2 separate regions of the Homo sapiens genome follow, and region 2 is linked to region 1. Evidence: chromatin loops called from intact Hi-C (ENCODE). Cell type or tissue: heart right ventricle. All regions are shown on one strand.

Evidence for each region. Peaks named below come from ENCODE experiments on the same cell type or tissue, not always from the same donor. Only the 100,000 strongest peaks of a DNase experiment are listed, where the experiment ranks them.
Region 2: it touches region 1 in a loop (2.3-fold over the local background); 2 of 110 quality-filtered maps call a loop at or near these places.

Annotation. Positions count from the first base shown.
Region 1 is chr9:134,543,674-134,546,173 of GRCh38, forward strand. It overlaps LOC100506532 (a long non-coding RNA gene), which reads left to right. Exons shown (of 3, transcript NR_188441.1): 3 at 1,247-1,590. Among named protein-coding and RNA genes, the nearest start is that of COL5A1, 97 kb to the right of the region's middle. RefSeq lists an enhancer at 1,582-2,347. In heart right ventricle, no CTCF peak of the experiment used is centred here; no DNase peak of the experiment used is centred here; H3K4me3 peaks cover 69 bases; H3K27ac peaks cover 2,107 bases; H3K27me3 peaks cover 1,185 bases.
Region 2 is chr9:134,490,943-134,493,442 of GRCh38, forward strand. All of the region lies in intron 1 of LOC100506532 (a long non-coding RNA gene), which reads left to right. Among named protein-coding and RNA genes, the nearest start is that of MIR4669, 110 kb to the left of the region's middle. RefSeq lists an enhancer at 2,232-2,500. In heart right ventricle, no CTCF peak of the experiment used is centred here; a DNase peak (open chromatin) is centred at 1,469; H3K27ac peaks cover 1,467 bases; H3K27me3 peaks cover 1,086 bases.

The DNA.
Region 1 (2,500 bases):
CTTGTTAAACATCCGTAGTTATTTTGAACGTCTTGGCATTTTACAGCTGAGCTCTCTTCTTCCTTTGCACGTGCTCCAGGCTTTTGTTTCTTGGTGGGAAAGCAGCTGATTATCGTGGAAGGATTTTGAGCCAATAGCCTCTGTGGGTCGGGCATGGCTGCCCCTCCTCGCTAAGCCTGTGTGGCTTCTTCATGCCTCACATGTGGATTCTCCACCCTCTCTGTGCAGGACAGGACTTGGGCAGGGGACACAGATGTCGTAGGGGTGTTTGAAGTGCCAGGAGGGGGTGTCATGTTTTCTGTTCATTTTTTTGTTTTGTTTTTTGTTTGTTTGTTTGTTTTTTGAGATAGGGTCTCCCTTTGTCACCCACGCTGGAGTGCAATGGTGTGATCTCGGCTCACTGCAACCTCCACCTCCTGGGTTCAAGCAATTCTCCTGCCTCGGCCTCCCAAGTATCTGGGATTACAGGCGTGTGCCACTGTGCCTGGCTAATTTTTGTATTTTTAGTAGAGACAGGGGTCTCACCATATTGGCCAGGCTGGTTTCAAACTCCTGACCTCAGGTGATCTGCCCACCTTGGCCTCCTAAAGAGCTGGGATTACAGGCGTGAGCCACCGTGCCTGGCCGATGTTTTCAATCCTAGACTAGCTTTCGTCCTTTCATCCTCATAGTATTAAAAGAAAAGTAAAATCCGGAGAAGTGCAAGGGGTAGGGCTGCGCTATCCTGCGGCGCCCACTTTCACCAGCTGCAGGGAGCCGCTGGCTTGCAGTGAGAGCAGCCTTTAGTAACTAAGGTTCCTTCCTTCGGCTCACTGGAATCAGCCAGAAAATACCAGCGGCATGAGTCATACATGGGTGCCATTCATCGTCCATGGGGCAGCAAAGGAGGCCATTGTCCCACCCCAGAGTGGGCTGCCCTGGAGGTGGGGTCCTCCCGTCCCAGAGGCTCCCGGCCCTGCAGCTTTCTCTAGGGTTCGGCTCCTTGGAGGCATCTGACTTGGCAGAGATGAGTGGCCGGTCTGGCCAAGCCCCCGAGATGGTGTTGGTCCTGCCTGTCTCCCTGTTCCGCCTCTTGTCTGACCTAATCCCTGGTTCCCCTCCCCTGACAGACACCCACCTACCCTGCTTCCCACGGTTCCCCGCACGGCACAGCCCAAGCTCTCCTAGCAGATGTTCTCAGCTGGACAGGGCAGGATTGTTGCCTTCAAACAACAACAGGCTAATTTTCTTTTCTCCTTTTAAAAAGCATCCATGTGCTCATAAGCAATGGGAGTGAATGAAGAGCCAGGCCCAGCAACAGAGGGGAGCCTGCCCACATGGAGCAAAAGGAGCCGGACACCAGATTCACCCACGGCGCGATCCCGGTGACGGAGGCAGTGTGAGCAGGCAGGCGGCGGCCACTCTGGGGAAGGGAGAAGGAATGAGGGTGAGAGGGGCACAGAGGGCCTCCAGGGAGACGGTCCTATTGTGCCTCTTCTCCTGGGTGTCTGTCACCTGCATGCAAACTTTGTGATCATTCACTGAGTCACGTTTTCTTACATGTCTCCTTAAAAACAGTTCTTAAAAGCTCCAATGTGTATTTCACTAAGATTCACTTTCCTGAGTTGTGAAGTCTGAACTGGGGAACATCTGGATTTCCAGGCCTCAGGACATCACAGACCACGTTTCACATATCAACAACACGACGCAGCATCGGTCAGGGTGGAAATTGAGAATGAAAACCTTTCCCAAAGGCCGGCCCAGAAGCAGGCCATCTCTTATCCTTGAAAAGTCCCCAAAGACTAGTTTTAGCATCTGAAACTCATCTTTCCCCTCCTAAATCTGAACTTTGTGTTGCAAGGAAACCTCACGTTGCAAGCGTGTGTGTGCCTTCTCCCGAGACCCAGAGCTCAGCCTGTGTCACACAGGGAGCCCTGTGGCTGGGTGAGGCTGTGCCCTCGCCGGTGAGAGGCAGCACTCCCTCCACCGTCCATCCTGGGTTGAGATTTCATTCTGCAGGGTGAGTGGAGTGCCGAGGCGCCGTGCCCTGGTTACAGGTTCCAAACTCACAGCTGCCTTGTCAAATGTCCCTGTCTCAGGCAGGAAGACCCTATGGTTTGATCTCTGGGACCCTTGTCTGTCTAGGACCCTGCTGGGGCCACCTGTGCCTTCTCCAGGCGCCGGAAGGGCAGGAGAGCCCCGCCATCCTATTTCCCAATCCCTGGGAAGAGGTTTGGTTGATGGGGAAAACTGCAGCGTGTGCTCCTTCTGGTGAGTTCTGCATTCTTTCCTAGTGAAGTATTGCGCATGGAAAACCAGAATATATGGTCAGCATTCTTCCTATAAACGGGCGATTGTACGCTGTACAAGAATGACTGAGCAATGCCTAGGGGGTGGCCACGGTGTCCCCTCCCCATCCATGTGGTCCCAGCATGGAACTGGGTGGCTCGGTACCCGACGGACACGTGGCTGCAGACGCGCTGTCTCGCTTCCGTATTTCCAGTGGGGACCTTGCCGAAGC
Region 2 (2,500 bases), 53 kb before region 1:
TGGATCACTTGAGGTCAGGAGTTCAAGACCAGCCTGGCCAACATGGTGAAACCCCGTTTCTACTAAAAATACAAAAATTAGCCAGGTGGGGTGGCAGGTGCCTGTCATCCCAGCTACTTGGGAGGCAGAGGCATGAGAATCACTTAAACCTGGGAGGTGGAGGTTACAGTGAGCCGAGATGGCACCACTGCACTCCAGCCTGGGTGACAGAGGGGCTCTGTCTCTAAAAAAAAAAAATATAAAAAAGATACCCAAGAATAACAAAAAGAGAGAGGCGGGGCTGGAGTATTCTGTTATTGTGTCTCTGCGTGTGCCACACCATCCTGCCTCGTGCTGTGTGCCTCTGGGTGTCAGGGGCTCTGCCACTTCCTCTCGCCCGAGAGCTCACTGGAGGCTGGGAGGTCAGAGGAGGAATGGACCCTACCCCAAGCACCAGGCTGGATCAGAGCACATGGGCCACGTCGCTTCCTCTTATCAGAGGAAACTGCAGAAACAGCGACAGCCTCTTTGCCCTGTTCCTGGGGCGTGACCTGCTCCGTGAATTCGGTGTCTGACTCTCCTGTCTTTCTTTTCTCATCGGCGTGCTCGCAATCCTGGGTCTGGGTTCTCTCTGTGGATGAAGAAGGGGATCTGAGCTAGAAGCAGGATAATCTGAGCTAGAAGCAGGATCCGTCTGTGGTCAGAAATTGGCTCCTGGGACAGCTGGGGGGAGTGGCCATGACCAGGGCTGTCTTTTATTGAGCCCAGAGCCTTTTGGACGGGGGTACATCACAAAGTCATTTCCGCGTATGGATGGCCTACTAGGTGCCGGGCGCAGTGCGTCTGCTGACTCTCTGAAAGGAGAGTTTGTTTGTTTTCTATTTTATAGATGAGGGGACTGTGGAGTCAGTGGTAAAATGATTTGCTGTGGTTTGAACCCACGTCTGACCCCAGAGCCACTGTAACCCCTCCAGTATCCCGACCACTTCTTCCTGCCTCCACCTGCCTCTCAGGCCCTCCGGCCACGGTGCAGGAGGTGCTGGGTAAGTATTTGTCACCTGATTGTCAGAGGACAAGCCATTGCTAACTTGGGTGAAATTCTGCCCAAGTCCTGACAAGAAAATGGGCCACGGGCTCGGGATGTCGGACTTGCATTTTCTTGGAGGCTGATGGTGGTGCCCCTCGCCTGGCCCTTGCCTGGGCTACCCCTGGAGGTCTTGACCCGTGAGGCTGGGAGGTCAGAGGAGGAATGGACCCTACCCCAAGCACCAGGCCGGATCAGAGAAGAGGAGGCCTCCAGCTAAAGCCTGCATGACCCGCAAGAAGAGGAGGCCTCCAGCTAAAGCCTGATCTGCCTCTGAAGAATTTTCAATATGAGCATTAAGAAACAGTCCATATGGTTCAGAAAAGCCTGCTCACGCCCTTCCCAGCATCTGCTGCTGATTAAGGATAAGTGAGTTCACCCGGGGGCCCTGAGCACTGCTGGTTTGCGTGTTCTCTACATGGACAGCTGGGATTAAAGCGAGCTCCAGGGTTTTGTGCAATCCTTTAAGATAAGGAGTCCATTTGGGCTTTTGAGCAGATTGCTCCATGCAGCTGAAGTACTCCTGAGAGTCCGGAGTCAGAGCGGAGCCCACACCTCCTGGGTGGGGAGCTCGCAGGGAACGCGGGGCCAGTGAGGACCGCATTCCATTCACTAGTCCATTCATTCCCTTAGCCAGGTTCTTGCTCTGGGCTGGGTGCCCTGCACGGTGCTGAGGATACAGCGGGGAAAAAACCAAAACAGAACAAATCCAACCCAACCTGCTCCGGCCCCAACAAGCTAACAGCCTGGAGGTGTTAGCCAAGTGACCCGAGAACCAAGAGTGTAACATGGGCCATGCCAAGAGGGCGGGCACTCAGTTCTGTGGGGGCCAGAGTTGCCTCGGAGGTCAGAGAGGGCTTCCTGGAGGAAGCGGCATCTGAGTCAAGATTTTGAGGGATGAGTAGGAGTTAGTGAGGTGGAGAGCTGGGGCCGTAGCCTCGCCTCCGAGACAGAGGAGACAGGCTGTGCTCTGTGGCAGGAGGGAGTGGGGCCAGTGCCTGGGGTCTGCACAGACCAGGGAGTTGGTGACCCAGGACAGCAGGGAGGAGGTGGGGCCGGGGGCAGGGCCGCACGGTGGAAGCACCGAGGGGATTTCGACAATGACCACCCCCCTATCCCCTAGAGGGAGAGCTGGGAGCCAGGCTGCAGTAATGTCCCGGGGCCAGTTGTGGAGTTAACCCTTTAGTCCCTTTGAGACCCCGGTGTTTGGGGGATGGGGGTGGGGAAGTGACTGTGTACTGACCCTGACCTGTAAGGCAGTATTTCAATATCTGAAACCCTGGCCCAGCAGTCCTGGCGGCCCAGCCGCGTTGAAACCCTGGGAGCAAATGGCAGGATTCTAAGTGTGAGTGGAGAGTGTGGGGTGGGATGAAGGTGGGGCAGGGACGTCACCAGCTGCCACTCGGCTAAGCTCCCCTGACCGCAGGGTGAGGACAG